Regions from separate parts of the Homo sapiens genome. Here regions 1 and 3 are each linked to region 2. The links are chromatin loops, found by intact Hi-C in ENCODE. Cell type or tissue: K562. All regions are shown on one strand. Links, peaks and the distances in the headings refer to the core of each region. The heading gives the core; the rest is flanking DNA.

Region 1 (7,395 bases), core at 1,253-6,252, 450 kb after region 2:
CTGGGGAACAAGAGTGAAACTCCGTCTCAAAAAAAAAAAGAAAGAAAGAAAGGGTATTCAAATAAGAAGAGAGGAAGTCAAATTGTCTCTGCAAATGACATGATTGTATATTTAGAAAACCCCATCATCTCAGCCCAAAATCTCCTTAAGCTGATAAGCAACTTCAGCAAAGTCTCAGGATACAAAATCAATGTGCAAAAATCACAAGCATTCCTACACACCAATAATAGACAAACAGAGAGCCAAATTATGAGTGAACTCCCATTCACGATTGCTACAAAAAGAATAAAATACCTAGGAATCCAACTTACAAGGGATGTGAAGGACCTTTTCAAGGAGAATTACAAACCACTTCTCAATGAAATAAAAGAAGACACAAACAAATGGAAGAACATTCCATGCTCATGGGTAGGAAGAATCAATATCATGAAAATGGCCATACTGCCCAAAGTAATTTATAGATTCAATGCTATCCCCATCCAGCTACCATTGACTTTCTTCACAGAATTAGAAAAAACTACTTTAAATCTCATGTGGAACCATAAAAGAGCCCGTATAGCCAAGATAATCCTAAGCAAAAAGAACAAAGCTGAAGGCATCACACTACCTGACTTTAAACAATACTACAAGCCTATGGTAACCAAAACAGCATGGTACTGGTACCAAAACAGATATATAGATCAGTGGAACAGAACAGAGGCCTCAGAAATAACGCCACACATCTACAACCATCTGATCTTTGAAAAACCTGACAAAAGCAAGCAATGGGGAAAGGATTCTCTATTTAATAAATGGTGTTGGGAAAACTAGCTAGCCATATGCAGAAAACTGAAACTGGACCCATTCCTTACACCTTAAAAAAAATTAACTCAACACGGATTAAAGACTTAAATGTAAGACCTAAAACCATAAAAACCCTGGAAGAAAACATAGCAATACCATTCAGGACATAGGCATGGGCAAAGACTTCATGACTAAAACACCGAAAGCAATGGAAACAAAAACCAGATTTGACAAATGGGATCTAATTAAACTAAAGAGCTTCTGCACAGCAAAAGAAACTATCATCAGAGTGTACAGGCAACCTAGAGAATGGGAGAAAAATTTTGCAATCTATCCACCTGACAAAGGGCTCATATCCAGAATCTACAAAGAACATAAATTAACAAGAAAAAAACAACCCCATCAAAAAGTGGGCAAAGAGTATGAACAGACACTTCTCAAAAGAAGACATTTATGCAGCCAACAAACATACGAAAAAATGCTCATCACCACTGGTCATCAGAAAAATGCAAATGAAAACCACGATGAGATACCATCTCACGCCAGTTAGAATGGCGATCATTAAAAAGTCAGGAAACAACAGATGCTGGAGAGGATGTGGAGAAATATGAACACTTTTACACTGTTGGTGGGACTGTAAATTAGTTTAACCATTGTGGAAGACAGTGTGGCAATTCCTCAAGGATCCAGAACCAGAAATACCATTTGACTCAGCCATTACTGGGTCATACCATTACTGGGTACATACCCAAAGAATTATAAATCATTCTACTATAAAGACACATGCACATGTATGTTTATTGCAACACTGTTCACAATAGCAAAGACTTGGAACCAATCCAAACGCCCATTAACGATAGACCAGATAAAGAAAGTGTGGCACATATATACCATGAAATACCATGCAGTCATAAAAAAGGATAAGTTCATGTTCTTTGCAGGGACATGAATGAAGCTGGAAACCATCATTCTCAACAAACTAACTCAGGAACAGAAAACCAAACACCACATGTTCTCACTCATAAGTGGGAGATGTACAATGAGAGCACATGGACACAGGGAGGGGAATATCACACACCAGGGCCTGTTGAGGTGTGGGGGCTGGGGGAGGGAGAGCATCAGGAGAAATACCTAATGTTGATGACGGGTTGATGGGTGCAGCAAACCACCATGGCACGTGTATACCTATGTAACAAACCTGCATGTTCTGCACATGTATCCCAGAACTTAAAGAATAAAAAATAAATAAATAGGGACTAAGGAGGATTAACTTCTATCCCAGGAGAGGAGACAAGAATACCCCAGAGCTGGACAAACTTTGTCACAAACCATTATCTCTGCTTCTGAGGTCCAATTCATCTCTCCCCAAAACCATTAATTCTCCTCTAAGTTGCCTGCACCTCCCCACCCCTCTCCACCATGAGGAGGGTATTCAAGCTCCTCAGTCTCACTGGTTTGAAAGTGTTCCCTTTTCTTTCCTGTGATGCCCCAGTGCACATAATAAATTTGTGTGCCTTTGCTCATGTAATTCACCTGCTGTGTGTGTGTGTGTGTAAATGGGGTTTCACTTTGTTGCCCAGGCTGGTCTCAAATTCCCAGCCTTAAGTGATCTTCCAACCTCAGCCTTCCAAAAGTATTAGATGTTAGGATTGCAGGTATGAGCCTGGCAGGTGTTTGCTTGTTTGTTTGTTTGTTTGTTTTTGTTTTTGAGACAAGGTCTTGCTCTGTTACCCAGGCTGGAGTGCAGTGGCACAATCGCAGCTCACTGAAGCCTCAACATCCCAGGATCAGATGATCCTCCCGCCTCAGGTTCCTGAGTACCTGGGACTACAGCACGCCACCACCCCGCCCGGCTATTTATTTTTTTGTTAAAGAAGTGATCTTACTATGTTGCCCAGGCTGGTCTCAAACTCCTGGACTCAAGCGATCCTCCCACCTCAGCCTCCCAAAGTGCTGGGATTATAGGTATGAGTCACTGCCTCCAACCTATTTTTTAAATTTTTTTTAGAGACAGGGTCTTGCTTTGTTGCCAAGGCTGGAGTGCAGTGGTGCCATCATAGCTTACGACAGCCTGGAAATCCTGGGCTCAAGTAATCCTCCCACCTCAGCCTCCCAGGTAGCTGGGACTATAGGCATGTACCACCAGCCCACTAATTTTTTTGGTTTTTGTAGAGACAGGGTCTCACGATGTTACCCAAGCCGGTCTCAAACAGCTAGGCTCAAGCCATCCTTCCACCTCAGCCTCCCAAAGTGCTGGGATTACAGGCATGAGCCACCGTGCAGGGCCTGATAGTTTATTTCATAGACTCAGCTACCAACTCCTTAGAGTGTAGAGGGAAATTCTTCTCCACACACACCCTTCAAGGTTCTCCCTCCACCCTCTGCTGCCCTGGACACCCTCCCTAGACCTTCCCAGTCGGCAACCTGATGTCAGGAATCCTCCTGAAACCTGCTCCTGACTTCGCAGGTCTCAGTTCTGATCCGTAGGAGCACACAGAACAGAATGAAAGGCAGGGCTCTCCTGCGAAGGTTGGTTTTTTATTCTGATTTTAGCAAGTAAAACTCTACTTGAAATTTGCGTCTGACCACGGGTTCTCTCCCCTAAAATTTCCATACTCGCCCCAACCTGATTCCCCTCTCCAGATTCTCCAGAAAGTCTACACTGCCCTCTGGTGGCATAATGTTGCTATTGCACAGTCTCCTTTCAAAGCATCCTGTAACGTTTCTTCTTGTCAGTCATCCTGTTGTCCATCCTGGAAAAATAGAATTCTTCTCAACCTTCTAAACGAAGATCACAAAATCAAGGTCAGAGTGCCATTATTTACTTCTAAATGACGGTGGAATAACATAAAGAATAGGTGCATGAGATGGTTTTGATATGTGGCAGTTCACGTGCCCACAAATGGGTTTATGGCCTACGCAGAGAACCCTTAATTCAAATTGCTAGGTGGATACTGTGTCTTTGATGCTCTTCCATCCCCTTTATGACCTTTCCATCCTCCTAGGTCCCTGGGGACCTAGGGGTCTCCACAAACAATGTATTTCTGCCCACCCTGGATTTCCCTCTAGGCTAGAATGCTCTGAAGTGTAGCCTCCAGAGCAACTCAGACTTCTAAGGGCACACAGCAGTGATGCAGGGGACATTGAAGTTGCAGAGAAGTAAGGTGGCACCTAGATACCCAACTGTACGGCCTCCACTGGAGCACAGAGCCTGTCAGCTTCCCTGGCCTGCCCTGTAGATTCTCACATTGTGAGGGCATCCTTCCAGTGCAGGCTCAGAGGTGGCCTGAACAGAGAAGAAAATACTAGGTTATGGAGTGAGTTTAACCACGGCAGACAGTTGTCTTTATGAGGGGAGATGAGAAGTGGGTTGTTGTAAGTGGATGCCGTCTTGGGGAGGTGATTCATCCCCACAGTGTGGATTAATGCCTGCCATCTGACCGTTGCTCCGGAGGTGATGGATGTGGAAATGGATCCCAGGCAGAGATGGCTTTGAAAGGGCCCCCTCACCAATGGGAGCTCTCTCTGGCAGACATAGAACCAAACACCTCAAACACTTGTGGGGGTCCCATATACAGAACAAGATGTATCTTCTCAGACTGATAGCCATGGCTAAGATGGCCTCACAGCTCCAGCCCTAGGAAATATCTAGCCATAGTGTCTGCCGGGGCAACTAAGCGTTCGCAGCAAGTACAACAGCACCTGGAGTTGCCCTGTATCCCCGTTTTGTGGAAAAAGAAGCAGCCGCCATAAACAAGAGAACTTCATGTCACAAATCCTGAAAGTTAAAAATCCCAAGCGACAAAGAAATCTTAACGTTTCTTCCCAGCACCAACACAGAATCGTTCATAAATCCTAAATGTTTACTAGATGAAGACTGTGACCGCTTTCAAATGTTCATGATCAGTACTCTTTTCACGTGGCCTTTTTGAAGAATGTTGACTTCGGACCGCAGTGCTTCACCTTCCCACCGCTGCTGAGTGTCACACAGCGTCATCTTCCCTCCCTGCCTGCCATGAGGCCCTTCCTGCTCAGCTGCCCACAGCAAATCATGAAAGGATCACTAGGTTATATTTATAATTTTCAAAAACTTTAGAAACATACAAATATAAAATGAACATGTCAATGGTTTGATTCAAATCATTCATTAAACAAGGGAACCAGAAATAGGTTAAAACTGGTTCAAAGGAGAACTTGAAGAATTGAGATTTACATTGTCAGTCCAGTCAAAGGAATGCTGAAACAAATTTGCTAATATATGCAAAGCTGGTTAATATACTACTACACAACAAACTATATAAATCATCTTTTCTACAAGACAGTAAAAAATTATATCTCTCCAATGCAAAATGCATTTTCATTGTTATGGGCTAGAATCATTTACAAAACCTTCAAATAAGAATCTTCATATTATTATTCCTTTTCTGCAAGTTAACCTCTACCTCTTAGAGTTGTAAAATACCCTGGCTAATAAAGTTAATCAAAATTACATAGCAACCACTGCATTGAAGGAATACTCAGTCATCTCTTTTATTTTATTTGATATTATTTTATTTTATTTTATTTTATTTTATTTTATTTTATTTTATTTTATTTTATTTTATTTTATTTTGAGATGGAGTCTCACTTTGTCACCCAGGCTGGAGTGCAGTGGCGCAATCTCGGCTCACTGCAACCTCCGTCTCCGGGGTTCAAGCAATTCTCCTGCCTCAGCCTCTCGAGTAGCTGGGATTACAGGTGCCCACCACCACACCCGGCTAATTTTTGTATTTTTAGTAGAGACGGGGTTTCACCATGTTGGCCAGGCTGGTCTCAAACTCCTAACCTCAGGTGATCCACCCGCCTAGGCCTCCCAAAGTGCTGGGATTACAGGCATGCACCACCGCATCTGGTAATCTCAGTAATCTGTTAATTCTTCTTGAAAATGTATACATTAAAGTGTGTGGACTTGATGTGTTAAGGAACTGGGCCATTAGTCTCCAGCCTTCTCCTCTCTGGAAATGGGGTTTATGTAAATGCCAAAGCTCCTTTATAAGTTCTGAGCCCCTCAGTAGTTTTTCCCCTATAAAACTGGGTTTTGCTCAGGTGCATTTCTGCTAGCTAGGAGGCAGCTTGAAGTCCTGGCAAGCCAGGCTGGCATTCTAGAGAGTTCAGTGTAATCACAACACAGAAGAGTACCTGGGCCTGGCCTTCCTGGAGACATATCAGGGAGGCCCTTGGAGCAAACTTTTTCTATACAGGACCAGATAGTAAATATTTTAGACTTTGCAGGTCGTAAAGTTTCTGTAGCAACTACTCAACTCTGCCACTGTAGCGCAAAAGCAGCCTTAGACCACATATGAATAAATGGGCACGGCCGTGTTCCAATAAAACTTTATTTACAAAACAGGCCATGGGCTGGATTTGGCATATGGACCACAATTTGTCTACCTCTGGTAGAGAGAATACAGGAGCTTTCATTCATTCACACAGTTAATATTAGCTGTGATCCTAAGTGAGCCATACCTAAACCGATCCCATCCCTGCCTTCACGGAGCTCCTGGTGTGGTGGAACGCATAGTTTACATAAGGAATTTTAATACAGGGTAATAGCAGAGATGGCAAGTCAGACAAACCTAGTCCAATGAGAAAACACCACTTAAGTTGAAACATAAATACTTACTAAGATGCTGAATTTGAGGTCCTTGTGACATATCCAAGTAGCAGTGTCATTGGACAGGTGTTTATAATAAGTCTACAGCTCAGAAAGCCAGCCCGGGTCGGGCGCGGTGGCTCACGCCTGTAATCCCAGCACTTTGGGAGGACGAGGCGGGCAGATCACCTGAGGTCAGGAGTTTGAGACCAGCCTGACCAACATGAAGAAACCCAGTTTCTATTAAAAATACAAAATTAGCCGGGTGTGGTGGCACAGGCCTGTAATCCCAGCGACTCTGGAGGCTGAGGCAGGAGAATTGCTTGAACCCAGGAGGCGGAGGTTGCAGTGAGCCGAGATCGTGCCATTGCACTCCAGCCTGGGCGACAGAGTGAGACTCCGTCTCAAAAAAAAAAAAAAAAAAAGAAAGGCAGCCTGGGCTGCAGATCAGATCTGGAAGCCACTGAAGCCTCGGGGGTGGCTGACGTTGCCTGGGAGGGTGAGTGGGCAAGAGGAGCTGTGTGAGTGACTACACCCTGTGCTTCTCAAACTTGAGCGCACAGCTCACTCACCTGGAGGGCTTCTCAAAACACAGATTGTGGGGCCCCGCCCCCTAAGTCTCAGATTCAGTACATCTGGTTCGAGGCCAAAGAATTTGCATTTCTTTCAAGTTCCCAAAGAAGAAGGTACATCTGGAGTCTAGTCAAGTTTTGAGAAAAGGGCTTTTCATTACAAGCAGAGTGTAACCAGGAAAGATGGCTCCTTGTACCCACCAGAGGAATAAAAACATCTTTTAAGAAAAGTCTAAGATTCTGACATTTTGGTTACAAAGTCAAGAAATAAGCTCCACCTAAAAAAAATCATCATCATTGGCCGGGCGCAGTGGCTCACGCCTGTAGTCCCAGCACTTTGGAAGGCTGAGGTGGGTGGATCACGAGGTCATGAGATTGAGACCATCCTGGCTAACACTGTGAAACCCC
Region 2 (7,395 bases), core at 1,373-6,372:
ACATTCACAGCAAGGCCTCATCCTGCCCACGTCCCACAGCCGCAGGATTTTCTGGCCTGGTCCTGTTCTGGATCTGCCTGATTCTCAAGGCACAGCAGCAGGGGAGGGCGGGCTCCGCACCCTGGTCAAGCTAGGGCAGGCGCTTGGCTTGCCAGCAAAAGGTCCCGCTTCCCAGGACAAAGACTCGCTCTGAGGCCGCACTTAAGTCAGGCTCCTCGAAGCTCTCTTTCAACGGGGCCTCAACCCTGGGCTTCTGTGCCTGTCATCGTTGGGCCTGCATCAGCCAGTTTTAGCAAGTCCCTCCTAAGTCAGTGTGGAGAGAGGCCCCCATCCTTCGCATCTGACCACCCTGGCCTGCCTTCAGCAAGAATCCTAAGCCTGTTTAACCAGAAGCTTTCCTTCCCCCTGCTGCTTTCTCTTAGTAATTTCCTCCATCCCGACTGCCAGCCTGCTCCATGGCTATAAATCCCCACTCGTTCTGGTTGAATTAACCACTGAGTCCGTTCTATATGCACTGAGGCCTCTTTCCCCCTTTGCAATACTTCCTGAATAAAATGTGCTTTTCCTACTTTACCTACTGTCAGGTCCTGGGTTTCTTTAACAGGAGGGCAACCTTCAGACTGGGTCCAGGTCAGTGACATAGAAGGGGAAGTGGCACAGTGTGTCCACAGAGGGCAGAGCCCAGTGACGGGAGCTCACAGCAGAGACGCCCAGGCTGCATTCGGGAGGGCAGTGGCACCGATGAGAGGGGCATAGGCAAGGACACCACGGGGCAGGATGCAGAAGGGAGTCCTGGGGCAGAACCAGAGCGGGAGCCCAGCCCATCAAACATCAAGACGTGGCCTGGTGCATGGGGAGTGAGATTCCAGTGACCCAATGGGGACCAGGAGTCGGGAGATGCTGCTCGGAGAAGCTCCGGACCTGCAAACCAGCCTGCTCAGACTGACTGGGAGCCTAGAGGCATTCATTCATTCATCCATTCATTCTACAAATCTGTATTAAGCGCTGATGAGTTTGACGGTAGGGATATACCAACAAACAAAAGAGATAAAAAATTTTGTCCCTGTGGAGCTTACATGATAGTGACAAGAGACAGACACCAAACACAATAAACAAATCATGTTGCGTGTTAGAACATGATAAATGGGATATTTTGGGGGAAGAAAGGACACACGTGAGAGGGAGCAGGAGAGCCAGGTGTGGGAGGTTGCAGCATTAGGGGTGGTTGGAGCAGGCTCCCCCAGGGACATTTGAGCAAAAACATTAAAGATGTGAGGGTGAACTGTGGGGACTTCCAGGGGGAGGAAGCTCCAGACCCAGGGGATTGCTGGTGTAAAGGCCTTGAGGCAGGAGTGGCCTGGGTTCCAGGGAGGCCAGTGGGTGCAGCAGACCTACGAGGGAGGGGAGAAGCCCCTCATACAGGCCTCAGAGGGGGTGCTCTCACCCTGAAGGTGGAGTAGGTAGGATTGGACTCATCTTAACAGGCTAAGTCTGGCTGCCATATTGAGAATAGGCTTTGGGGGTAGGGGTTGGGGTTGTGACGTGTGTTGGGTGGGGTAGGAACAGGCCATGTACCACTGCCATTAAAGCATTTCAACTGGGGACCTGTTAATATTCTTAACTGCTCCCCTGCATTTCACAGCTGCCTGTATCCAAATACAATGGGGCCACCTGACAGCACACCTCAGGGTGACTTCATGTTCAAATATAATATCAACCCAATATCCAATAAAAAGCTTCAAAAATCATGCCAACATCTTAAGTCCCTCAAGGCGGTGTCAAAGCAGGAGCCAATCCATGACCTACCGAGAGAGGAGAAAGGAAGAAGCCAGTCAGGCAGGCAGTTAGGGTGGGCCCTCAGTTAAATTCTTTCAAACAAAAGAACAGCCAACTTGCACAGAGGGGCTTGCCTAAGACACGCCCACAGCCACATAGATAAGAAAAGCTACACAGGTGACTCACCCAGACACGCCTGCAGTGGAAAGTTCTGTCCCGTAACACATGTACAGTAAGGGGAACAAAGCAATATGGAGTCACTAAGCTAAGGGCCCACATGCACACTTGGAGGATGGGGTGGAGCTAACAGAAATTTGTGTCTTATGCAAATGAGATGCCCAGCCCTCATCAGTTTCTTATAAAAGCCTTTGCATTCAACTGTAAAGACAGCAACCCTCTTCTGGGCCCCCTCTCCATGGCAGAAAGCTTTCTTCTTTTGCTTAGAAAACTTTTGCTCCAATCTCACCTTTTGTGTCCACACTCCTTAATTCTCTGGGTCATGAGACAAAGAACTCCAGGTAATACGTCACAACGAGAGACTGCTACGTCGTGGTGCATTGGTGAGACTTTAACACTAAAAGAGAATACCGTGTGGGCCACCTCCACTCATCCATCTCTCTCTGAAGTTCTCATGACCATGGCTCAATATTAATCTCCTCCCTCCATCCACATGCTTGCTCCCTGCACCCCCAAATCTCATCTGCCCAGCTGCTTTTTTATTTAGTTCCCTTCTCAGTTTAGTTTTTTCTTCTGCAGTTGGCTTCACATTCTATTCTTATTACTGTTTCTGAAAGCTGTTAATAAATAAACAATTAAACTACAAAACATTACAATTAAACAAACCAAGCAATCAACCAAACAATAAACTCTCGGTTGTCACCTCACAGGACAAGGACAGCTCTTGTGATTAAGTTGCAGGCTCTACTGCTGCCCACACCACAGATACCTTAGTTAGATTTGCTCCTTTGTCAAATGTTTAAGTCAGATAAAGGACCAGTCGTAGGGCAGTGGATCTCAAACCTAATTGTGGCAAAACAAAACAAAACAAACAAACAAAAATCACCTAGAAAACTTGTTCAACTGGTTAAAAACACAGATTCCTGGGCCTGAATCCTAGAGATTCCCACCCAGAGCCAACATCCCAGAATCTGCATTTTAGGCAAGCTCCCTGTGATTCTGAAGCAGCGGGCCATAGGCAATTCATTGGGAAGCGGTCAGTGTCCAGATATCTCAGAGGACCCCTCTCTAAGCACTCTTGATTGGTCCCAAAGACCCCCCTTCCCCCAGTAGGCTGGCTTCTTCACCCTGTCCTCATCCTCTAGCATCCCCGAGAGGAGGTCACCTGGGACATTCTTGCAAATGGGAGGATCTAGAATCCAGGTCTCTGCCTGCTGCCGGCCATCCCCAGGCGGGCCTCCTACCAGATTCCAATCTATGAAACGAAAAACTGGGGATCCTTTTCCAGCCCACGTTACTGAGTGCATCTCAGTTGTTTCATTATGCTAGCTGTGAGGTTTTGCACTTGTGACAAACAACAGAAGGGACCTTTTGTCACAGTAAGGAAATCCTCGCAAGCATGTGCCTAAACGTGACTGCCTGCTGCTTCGTCTTTGCCAGTCTCATCTGGAGAGGACCTGGCGCATGCTCTTGGTTGGTTTTCCTCCATCTGCATGAAATAGGAGCCACTGAGAGCATCTTCCTCCCCTTCAAAGCCTTCACTACTTCTTTCTGCTAGTTCCTTGTCCTTGCAGGAGCTTTAATAGCTCAATTCCTTTCCGTCTCTGGAGGGGCCCACAGTGCCCTCTGGTGGTTGAACAGCATGCTACACTTTTTTTTTTTTTTTTTTTTTTGTGGGGTAGGGAGAGGGTGGACAGAGTCTCCTGTCGCCCAGGCAGGAGTGCAGTGGTGCAATCTCGGCTCACTGCAACCTCCGCCACCCCGCCACAGGCTCAAGCGATTCCCTTGCCTCAGCCTCCCAAGTAGCTGGGATTACAGGTGTACACCACCACACTGGGCTAATTTCTGTATTCTTAGTAGAGTTTCACCATCTTGGCCAGGCTGGTCTTGAACTCCTAGCCTCAAGTGATCCACCCGCCTCCTCCCAAAGTGCTGAGATTACAGGCTTGAGCCACCGTGCCTGGCCTATGGCACACTTTTGTAGAAGTCCAGGGTGCCTGCTGCTCTCAGGGCTAGGTCCTGTGCCCATCCTGGGAGAATGGGAAAGCCTCTGTATGCATTCTGCTCTGCCTGAGCCCTCCACAGAGCCAGAACCAGGCCTAGGGGTTCAAGGGTAAACTTCTTTGAGGAACTGGAAACTGAGATGATGATGAGATTAGGGATTGGCTATGAATACAAACTGGGTCATGGTCCAGATACAGAAACATCAAAATCTGACCTGTGGGCTCTGTCTGGGAAAATTTAGGGCAAATTGGCACTTGTAGGTGGCAAGGAGTGGCTTGTTTACCCTGCCCTCCTCACTGTCCCTTGTTTGGACCAATTCTGCCTTCTTAGGAGGACATGACAATTCTTCCCCCAGGATCCTAGGATGCACTGAAGCCTCTAGTTTTTTCCTGCTGGTGAGTACTAACATATGCCCATTAACTTGAATGCTTATCTTTCACTGGCCAAGACCAAGCTTTGACAGGTACCCCCAGAGCACTTTCATAGGCCCGTGAGTCAATTCTGAACCAAGTCATGGGGGCAGCTGAGTCAGCTCCCCTCAATCCCGGCCTTGATAGCTGGGCACAGTTGTGGCCCGGGGTCTGAATGCTGCAACCACAGTGCTTAAGGTCTGGGTTGTGGAAGCTGGAGAACCACTGCTGGGCCTGAAGGCTGGAAACCTCGCTGTTGCCCTTGCGAAATAAGGACATTTCCACTTTATCCCCTAGGGCAGAGCATTTAGTGAGTCAAAACCTTAACTCCACATCCAACAGACTCTGTTTCAGAACAGTGTGTCAGATGCTTCAGTATCAGCTGACATCCTGGACGTGTAACCACCCCTTTCTGCTCATACTTGGGCCTTGTGTCCAGGTCTGGGTGACTGTCCTCACCATTGAGTTTTTGCTTGAGGCCCCGGGCTGTCTTCTGGAAAGTGGCTATCATGGGTTCCTCAGGGTTCTACCCAACCTCTCTGTAAATGATCAGACGCCAGTAGCTGCTAAAGGGGAAAAGTGTCCCCTCTGCCAATGCATCTGAGCTCTGGTCTTGTCCAATGGGGATGACTGGTGCCAGGTTGCCTGGAGTCCTGTGCTGGGAGGGACTTCGCCAGGTGGTCTTCCTTGTTCTAGATGGTTCTGGAGATTCAAATGGCCCAGTTGAGACCAGAGGTGAAGAGAGCAAGACAGTGCCTTCTTGATTTCATTATTTCACATGTCACTTCATAGGGGAATGACTGCTAAAATGAATACGGTCTGTGCATTTTTTCTAAGTCACAATTACAGAAGAGATAGAATGACAGGAGAGTTGTGAATCCCATAGTCCCCACACCTAATTTCAAGAGGGGAGGAGTTCCATTGGAGCAGCTTTGGGACGAAAGAGAAGCAGTCAGGGTCCTCAGGGCTCAGGGCAGGAAAGCAAAGAGTCCAAGGCACCTGCCAGGACTGACCCCGCCCACCGACTCCCATAACTACTTGCAGAATGTGAGCTTGCTCTGAAGGCCTGGCTCTACCAGAGCTTGGAAAGCATCTGAGAAATGTACCCACTCCAGATGTTGATGCCAATGAAGTCTACCTCTCCTGAGGGAGGCTGCACTTCACCAGGAGACAATGTCTCCCCAGTTTCTAAGAATGAATCTTCCAAGGTGGAATTTCTGCTATCAGCTAGAGGGGGGAATGTATTTTTACATGTAATTCCTCCAGTCATTCCTGATAAGAAAGCTTTTTTTGTTGTTCCATTTTTGCAACCTTTTGGAGTCATGTAAAACCTCCCACATCATAACCTGAAGGTAGTCCTGAGCTGATGCAGGCTCCCTGGCCAGTTGGGGAGGAAAGGGTTCAGGAAAGAGTGGAACCCAGCTGGATCAGATGGGAGAAATTGAAGCAGTGTTGTTCACCTGGGGTAATACTTGAGGTTTGTGGTCTCATGCCAAGGAAATCAAGAACATGGACACACCTGGAGTGAGATTAAGAGTGGACGTTTGGCCGGGCGCGGTGGCTCACGCCTGTAATGCTAGCACTTTGGGAGGATGAGGCAGGTGGATCACCAGGTCAGGAGATAGAGACCATCCTGGCTAATATGGTGAAACCCCGTCTCTACCAAAAATACAAAAAATTAGCCGGGCGTGGTGGTGGGCGCCTGTAGTCCCAGCTACTTGGGAGGCTGAGGCAGGAGAATGGCGTGAACCCGGGAGGCAGAGCTTGTAGTGAGCCAAGATTGCACCACTGCACTCCAGCCTGGGCGACAGAGCGAGACTCTGTCTCAGAAAAAAAAAAAAAAAAGAAAGAGTGGAGGTTTAATAGGCAAAAGAAAGAGAAAAAAGAATAACTCTCCTGCAGAGAGAGAGGAGTGCCCAAGTGGGTCTTCCAGCCCACGCCAAAATGCACCGGATTTTATAGACTGGCTTGAGGAGGCAGTGTCTGATTTACATAGGGCCCACAGATTGGTTGGACCACATGTGACATTTACATAGCACAGGAGGAAGTTGGCCACCCCACCCTAATCTTATTATTATGCAAATGGGTTTTCTACTTGGTCAGCACCATGTTGTCTGCTCCTTACTGTACATGTGGTTGGCAAGGAAAAGGGAAGATGGAGCCACCGTGTTGGACATGCCTGGCTCCCAGATAGCCCTTTCCCATTGGCACAGCTGCCGGCATTCACCCGTGCAAGCTTCCAGCTTGCTTATCTATGTCTGCAGCTCAATTTTACAGGCTGCTTTTTGTTAGAAAAGAAATGACTTGGGGGCTGCTTTTCATTAAAAGGAAAACCTCAGCGAGGACTTCCTTACCCTCACTATCTGCCTAAATAATTTCTTTTTAACGCCTATGTTATTATGGCCTGGGTGCAGGACTGGAATGGGTCCCTGGAGAGAGGCAATTGGCATTGTCTGCAGGGGCATCACTGATGGTGGGTTCATTAAGAGTTTTTAACATCTAAGGAGGTACGTGCTGAACGTGGATGAGGCCTGAGCAGTGGGAAACGACCAGGAGGGCAAATCCTGCACCTACAGCTCAGAGAGTCTGGGGGAAGGTGAGGACCAGCTGGGCTAAGCAGAATAACCCAAACCCTGCTCTCGCAGGCAGAAATCACTTGAAAACCAGGGGAGCAGTACAGCAACAAACAGGAGCAAGGGAAGAGAGTGTTCCGGGAATAGGGGTCTTGGCTGTCATGGCAATCAAACTGCTAGTGTTTGAAAGTCTCAACTTGAAAGAAATAAATGACTCTTTAGGGTACCCCCCACCCCCTGCCCAAGATACAGAGAAACCCAGAGCCATGATTAGATGATAGACAGACAGACCTGGATCAGCTTACCAATGCGAGAACGGAAGACAGGGTTAGGTCATGAATGGATATAAGATTTTTTTACCCAGCAATCCTGGCTGCTGGTAAACTGGTAGGGAGGGGAATCTTTTATCATAATGCATTGAGCTTATGCTAGGAATGGGAACCTTTAGTGTACCT
Region 3 (7,395 bases), core at 1,100-6,099, 150 kb before region 2:
TTTTGAAAAAGAAAGTTGACATCCATTGCAATGGTCAGATTGGAAATGTTTAAAAATTATGTATCCTTGTATATAAACTAAAAAGTTATTGCCCCTCCCAGTCCTGACCCTCATTCCTCTGATTCTCATCTCTAGTGGCAACCATATTAACTGTGTTTTGCATGTCCTTCCGGAGATATTCTACACATGTAGAACCATATGTGTGTGGGATGTGCAAGTACATATACCGGTACACACACCCTTCTAAAAAGCATGTAGTAACATATTATATATTGTTCTCCATCTGTTTTTTTTTCTACTTCACAACATATTTTAGACACTTTTAAAATATCAGTACTGGCCACGCATGGTGGCTCACACCTGTAATCCCAGCACTTTGGGAGGCCGAGGCAGGTGGATCACTTGAGGTGAGGAGTTTGAGAACAGTCTGACCAACATGGTGAAACCTCGTCTCTACTAAAAATACAAAATTAGCTGGGCATGGTGGCACACACCTGTAATCCCAGCTACTTGGGAGGCTGAGGCAGGAGAATCGCTTGAACCCAGAAGGCAGAGTTTGCAGTGAGCCGAGATTGACCCATTGCACTCCAGTCTTGGCAATAAGAGTGGAACTCCATCTCAAAAATAAAATAAAACATCAGTACCTATCAATCTTCCTCCATTTAAAAAAATTGCCATAGGATATCAGCGCATGGACAGATTATTTATTTATTTATTTATTTATTTTCCTGAGACAGGGTCATCTTGCTGTGTCACCCAGGCAGGAGTGTGGTGGCATAAACACAGCTCACTGCAGCCTTCACCTCCTGGGCTCAAGCAATCCTCCCACCTCAGCCTCTCAAATGTCTGGGACTACAGGTGCACACCACGACACCCGGCTAATTTTTGTGTTTTTTGTAGAGACTGGGTCTTGCTATCTTGCCTTAGCTGGTCTCGAATCTTGGGCTCAAGCAGTCCTCCTGCCTCGGCCTTCCAAAGTGTTGGGATTACAGGTGTGAGCCACCACACACAGTGAAGATAATTTATTTAACCAGATTTTTTGTTTACCCTCTGTATTTATAAATGATGCTCCATACTTTATATACAATTTGCATTGCATGTTTATCTGTAGAAAAAATTGCTAAGTGTAACTATTTAAAATACTCAAAGAAATATATTGAAATATGCATGATATAGGTAGTATACTGGGACTATAATATGCGCCTCCATGCATATGGAAAAAAGGAAATAAGTATGTACCTTGGGTCACAGACTATAACATTCATTCATTCATTCATTTATTCATTCATTCATTTATTTGAGATGGAGTCTCACTCTGTTACTCAGGTCGGAGTGCAGTGGCACAATCTTCGTTCATTGCAGCCTCCGCCTCCCAGATTCCAGTGATTCTCCTGCCTCAGCCTCCTGAGTAGCTGGGATTACAGGTGTCCTCCTCCATACCTGGCTAATTTTTGTATTTTTAGTAGAGATGGGGTTTCACCATTTTGGCCAGGCTGATCTTAAACTCCTGACCTCAAGTGATCTGCCTACCTCGGCCTCCCAAAGTACTGAGATTACAGATGTGAGCCACCACGCCCAGCCCATAAGAACATTTATTGAGCACCTACTGTATGTCTAGCATTCCACTAAGTTTTCTAATTACATTTTTTATTTAGTTCTCATAGAAATCTTTAGATGTAGATACTATTATTATCCTCATTCTATTTTATTTTATTTTAGTTTTTTTTTTTTTTTTTTGAGGCAGACTCTTGCTCTGTTGCCTAGGCTGGCACAATCTTGGCTCACTGTAACCTCTGCCTCCTGGGTTCAAGCAATTCTCCTGCCTCAGCCTCCCAAGTAGCTGAGACTATAGGCGCATGCCACCATGCCCAGCTAATTTTCGTATTTTTAGTAGAGGCGGGGTTTCGCCATGTTGGTCAGGCTGGTCTCTAACTTCTTACATCAGGTGATCTGCCTGCCTTGGCCTCCCAAAGTGCTGGGATTACAGGCGTGAGCCACTGCGCCCTGCCATCCTATTCATAAGGAAGCTAAAACTCAGCAAGTCTAACTGATGTGCCCGAGGTCATATGGCCAGGGAGTTTCCCTCAGGCACCCGACTGCTGGACCGAGTGATATATGGATACACTTCAGGGCTCTGTGCAGTCAGTATGTAATTACTGAGCCCCTGCTGTGGGCCGGACACAGTGGTAGGTTCTGGGGACTTGAAGGTGAAAAGATGCACGTGTCCCTGCCTTTAAGGAGCTTACATTCTTGAGCAGAGCAAAGGAAGAATATGGCTGGGAATGAAGTGGGAGGGGCTGGGGAGTAGCAGGCAGATCTGCAGGCACATGGTCAAGGTGTTGTTTTCATGGAGCCTGTTAAGAGTGCGGTGTGCAGGGTCACCTCTACGAGACAGAAAGGCTCCCACGGCCAGACCTGACGCCGTAGTATCGCTTCTGCCTTAGAAGCATAAAGACACATTCCCAAGAGCCAGACTGTGTAGGGACTCTGTGAAAGGCACCCCAGCCCAGGGAGTCCATGGTGCTATTCCACAGTTGAGGATGGAAGTATCCAGTTATACTTAATGCCACCAGCAATCAGGATCATCCAGCTTTCTGCCTTTGCTCTGATTCTATGTTGACCAAGGCCTGGAGCCTGCAGCCTGGAGCTGTGGATGAGCAACCAGCATACTGGAAAGTAGAGCTCCACACCTGTCAGGGTGGGGCCAGTCTCGGACTGAGACAAGTTCACCAAGGTGTGCTGCCATTTGGGCACCTGCCTGGGGTGCCTAGTGGCTTGCCCCTGATAGCACCAGGCCTTGATGCTATCCATTTCCTCCAAAATGCAGTAGATAAGTCTGGAGAAACCACCAGTGCAGCTAGATGAGAAGGCTGAGGCCCAGGCCGGGAAAGAGATGGTCATGACAGGCATATAAACACATTCATCCTGATTGTGACTCAGGAATCACCGGGAGAACCACTTAGGAAGAAAACCACTCCTCTGTCCTTTGTTGGCTGTGGAGAGAGAGATTTTTTCCTCATGTCTACAAACCCTCTATGATCATAATTCCCATGTCTGGCCAAGCAGGTGAAGCCCCTGGGGCACAGGTGGAAACACAGATGCCAGGCCCATCCCCTGAGCATCTGGCTTGGTAGATCTGAGGTGGAACCAGCACTTGTGCTCTTAATGTGTTTTCTTGTGTTTACAGCAACCTGATTCTAAGGGTTTGGTCCAACAATTTTCTTTTTTTTTTTGTTACAGAGTCTCGCTCTGTTGCCCAGGCTGGAGTGCAGTGAAGCAATCTTGGCTTACTGCAATCTACCTCCCAGGTTCAAGCGATTCTCCCTCAGCCTCCCAAGTAGCTGGGACTACAGGCGCATGCCACCATACCTGGCTAATTTTTGTATTTTAGTAGAGACAGAGTTTCACCATGTTGGCCAGGCTGTTCTCGAATTCCTGATGTCAAATAATCCACCCTTCGGCCTCCCAAAGTTCTGGGATTACAGGAGCCTGCCACCACCCCTGGCTAATTTTTGTATTTTTAGTAGAGACAGGGTTTCACCATGTCGGTCTGGCTGGTCTCAAACTCCTGACCTCAAGTGATCTACCCACCTCGGCCTCGCAGAGTGCTGGGATTACAGGCATGAGCCACTGTGCTCATCCTGGCCCAAGAATTTGACCAATCGATATTAAGGTTGTACAGATCAAATGTCTCAGGGGACTCTAGAAGGCTGGAAGCTTGCGGGAGGAGATCTCCTAGCATCACTGCGCAGGCAGTGTGGTGTGTTTAAATAAGCAGGAGGCTGGAGAGCTGGGTTCTGTTCTGTTCTTCGCTCAGCCACTCCCCAGCATGAACCTGGAACAGCATCCTTCTCCCTTCTCTTCTCTCAGCCCTGGTTTTCCTATTTGCAAAGGGAGAGGTTTTAAATAGATAAGCCCTAAGATTCTCTTCAACTTGACAATTTATGTATGCAAAATTCATGCACCACCACCGGGGGGCGCTAAATCCATGGTTAGCTGGGCTTTGGATCTGAGTAGCCAAAACTATAGAACCTTTCGTTTTGCAACCTGGCAACTACTAAGCAAAAGATCGTCAGGGTTTGGGAGTCATAGATGGGGGTATTTTGTACACGAACTTATAATATAAAACAAAACTGTAAATATTTTCAGTATAAAATTTGATGAGTCATAAATGAAGTTATACTAGTGGAAATTTTAGCTCTTTTGAGAATTATTTCCTTTCCCCCCAAATCTTGTAGTTTCCACCCATAATCTCTATTACAAGACACATTGATATCCTGAAATGTACTGTGCTAGTAATGGGATAGTAATCCACATTGGTGCTGGAGTTCAGATCTTTTAAAGGAAGGTCAAATGATCTGTTTTTCATATTAAGACATTTTTAAAGTTTTCCTTTGTTTATATTTAGAATAGGTTGTAATCTGAGTAGAGGAACTAAACCTTGAAGGACTGTTGAAGGAGAGATAAGATAATGAGTGACCCTTCTAACATCAAAATGCTTTAAGGTCTGTAGATATCATATGATTCAGTGTTGCTGTTTAGCAATAACCATTATGTGACTATAATAGCTGTTGTGTTGATGTTTGCGCAGAAAGGATCTTAAGCAATTATGCCTTATTGTACTATTCATTTCTATTTGTAATTCATTCTCTTCCCTTATTGGAGTACTTTTAGAAGATCATGAAGTATGGAAGGAAGGAGTGGTGACTGCTTTCTGTTCAGAAGTGAACGTAGTGGTGTCAGGAGGTAGAGGTCACACTTACACATTTCTTCCTCCCCAGGAGGAAGTCAGGACACAGGGGGGCACAGCACAACAGGGCTGGCCAGGGCTGGTGCTGTTTGGGATAGGAGGTAGGATGGGCAGGGGGAAGCTGGGTATGGGCCAGGGAGGCTGCCCTGGTGCTCCATTATGAGGGGACAGCAATCATGCCTATGTTTGTGTGAACCCAAGATTTAGCTCCCACTTACAAGTAAGAATGTGCGCTATTTGGTTTCCCATTTCTGTGTTACTTTGCTTAGGATAACAGCCTTCAGCAGCATCCACACTGCTGCAAGGACATGGTTTCATTCTTTTTTTATGGTGTGCAGTGGCAAAAGTTAATAGAAGAATAGAACATCTTCTACTTTCAAGACCAAGAAGTGCTCACACCTTGCAGGAATTGGAGAAGGTTTGGATCACATCACCAGGGGTAGCATCTTGATGAGCTGAAGTGCTGGCTAAAGACAGACAGAAGATGGGGTGATGGTAGAGGGAGAAAGTTATAAATACAACTTCCGGCCGGGCACGGTGGCTCACGCCTGTAATCCCAGCACTCTGGGAGGCTGAGGCAGGCAGATTACAAGGTCAGGACTTCGAGACCAGCCTGATCAACGTGGCGAAAACCTGTCTCTATAAAAAAAAATACAAAAATTAGCCAGGCATGGTGGTGTGCACCTGTAGTACTAGCTACTTGGAAGGCTGAAGCAGCAGAATCACTTGAACCCAGTAGGCGGAGGTTGCAGTGAGCCGAGATCGCACCCCTGCACTCCAGCCTGGGCAACAGAGTGAGACTCTGTCTAAAAAAAATAAATAGATAGATAAAAAAATAGATAAGGCTGGGCACAGTGGCTCACGCCTGTAATCCCAGCACTTTGGGAGGCCAAGGTGGGCAGATCACCTGAGGTCGGGAGCTCAAGACCAGCCTGACCAACATGGAGAAACCCTGTCTCTACTAAAAATACAAAATTAGCTCAGTGTGGTGGCGCATGCCTGTAATCCCAGCTACTTGGGAGGCTGAGGCAGGAGAATCACTTGAACCCAGGAGGCAGAGATTGCAGTAAGCCGAGATTGCGCCATTGCACTCCAGCCTGGGCAACAAGAGCAAAACTCCATCTCAAAAATAAAAATAAAAATAAATAAATACATACATAGATAAATAGAGATGAATTGGAATTAACTAGAGGCAACAAACTTCATCCAGATGTTGACAGTGACTGATGGGACTTGGCCGCAGTGGGGTGGGGGTGAAGGTGGAGAATAACACATTTTCCCTTGCACGAGGGAGTGTTGTGTTGCCTGGTGTTGGTAGGAGGATGTTCTTTCTACTGCCGTCACTGGGAAGTTTAAGTGTGTGCAGAAGGGTATGTCCTTTAGATATATGTGCACTTACATATTTGTGTCTGGCTGTTTTCCTCAAAGAGGAGGTTTCTCAAGGCAGGACCTGTGTCTGGCACAGGTAGTGTTTCTCCAGTGTCCCACAGGCAGCAAGAGTTTGATAATGAGTTAACACATGTGTGCTGTAACCCACCTCTGACTTTTCCCACCCACAGCTGTGCATGTCTGATAAACTGTGGGAACAGATAGTCCAGTCGACCTGCGACACCATCACTCCTGACGTGAGGGCCCTGGCGGAGGACACAGGCTGGAGACAGCTGTTCTTCACCAACAAGCTCCAGCTCCAGCGGCAGCTCCGCAAGAGGAAACAAAAATATGGAAACCTGAGAGAAAAGCAACCTTAGGCACACATTTTCCTACCAGCAGGGAGCTCAGGCATGGCTGTGTTTCTCTTCAGTGTCCAAATCTCTTCTGTCTCCTTTTCTTAAGAACTAAGAGGTTTTGTTGATGCGTGGAGCCATTTGAAACTCGTAGGGGATTTGCACACAAATGCAGCAGAGTCTGGCTCCCCAGTGCCTTGCTAGAGTCACCGTCATTCTGAGGTCAAATCATGGCCCGAGGACAAGGGCTGTAAGACAGGGAGCCCCATAGGCCATCATCATCCTTATCCCACACCCATTATAAAAGAGGTTTCTATTGTATATAAACAAACAATAAATGATTATTAGCAGGTTTTTATTAGACATCTATTTTATCTAGGCATTAGAAAGGGTAATGGGGCTTTTGAATTTTTTCCTGGCATTGTGTCGTCTGCGTCCAGCCATGAAGCTGGTGGCTGAGTGTCCCCACCAGGAACTGTGAAGGGCACGTACCACGGGAGGCACTCAGGGTGGGTGCAGCTGCCTTCCCAACTTTGTTCTGCTAAGTCCATATTCAGGGCCCTATCCTTGTGAGCCCAGGATGCCAGGGTCCATCCCCGCATGTAGACAGCTTCCGACCTGGTGCTGGAGCATGACTGGAGAAGTGCAGGCATCCTGCTTGCGGACCTTGCTCAAAGTACAACTTCCCAGGACTACTTCACATTGTTAAATAAACCTATAAACATTTCTTTTCTTTTCTTTTTTTTTTTTTTTTTGTATTTTCTTTTTAGTAGAGGTGGAGTTTCGCCATGTAGGCCAGGCTGGTCTTGAACTCCTGACCTCAAGTGATCTACCTGCTCTGGCTTCCAAAGTGCTGGGATTACAGGCATGAGCCACTATGTCTGGCTAAAACCTATAAACATTTCTTAGAGAAATGCTGTT

The links. A loop is a pair of places that touch in the nucleus more often than their neighbours do. Peaks named below come from ENCODE experiments on the same cell type or tissue, not always from the same donor. Only the 100,000 strongest peaks of a DNase experiment are listed, where the experiment ranks them.
Region 1: a loop joins it to region 2, with 5 times the contacts of the local background. A loop is called at or near these places in 40 of 110 quality-filtered maps.
Region 3: a loop joins it to region 2, with 16 times the contacts of the local background. A loop is called at or near these places in 96 of 110 quality-filtered maps.

What each region holds. Positions count from the first base shown.
Region 1 is chr2:230,608,100-230,615,494 of GRCh38, forward strand. No RefSeq gene overlaps it. Among named protein-coding and RNA genes, the nearest start is that of LINC01907, 89 kb to the right of the region's middle. RefSeq lists enhancers at 3,210-3,269, 7,087-7,206. In K562, for the core only: a CTCF peak has its summit at 3,458 (motif pointing left); a DNase peak (open chromatin) is centred at 3,422.
Region 2 is chr2:230,156,770-230,164,164 of GRCh38, forward strand. No RefSeq gene overlaps it. Among named protein-coding and RNA genes, the nearest start is that of SP110, 60 kb to the right of the region's middle. RefSeq lists a silencer at 3,557-3,626. In K562, for the core only: a CTCF peak has its summit at 3,579 (motif pointing left); a DNase peak (open chromatin) is centred at 3,582.
Region 3 is chr2:230,004,387-230,011,781 of GRCh38, forward strand. FBXO36 (F-box protein 36) reads left to right here. Exons shown (of 4, transcript NM_174899.5): 4 at 6,310-7,395. The coding sequence ends at 6,498. Among named protein-coding and RNA genes, the nearest start is that of SLC16A14, 61 kb to the right of the region's middle. RefSeq lists a silencer at 2,403-2,592. In K562, for the core only: a CTCF peak has its summit at 3,973 (motif pointing right); a DNase peak (open chromatin) is centred at 3,995.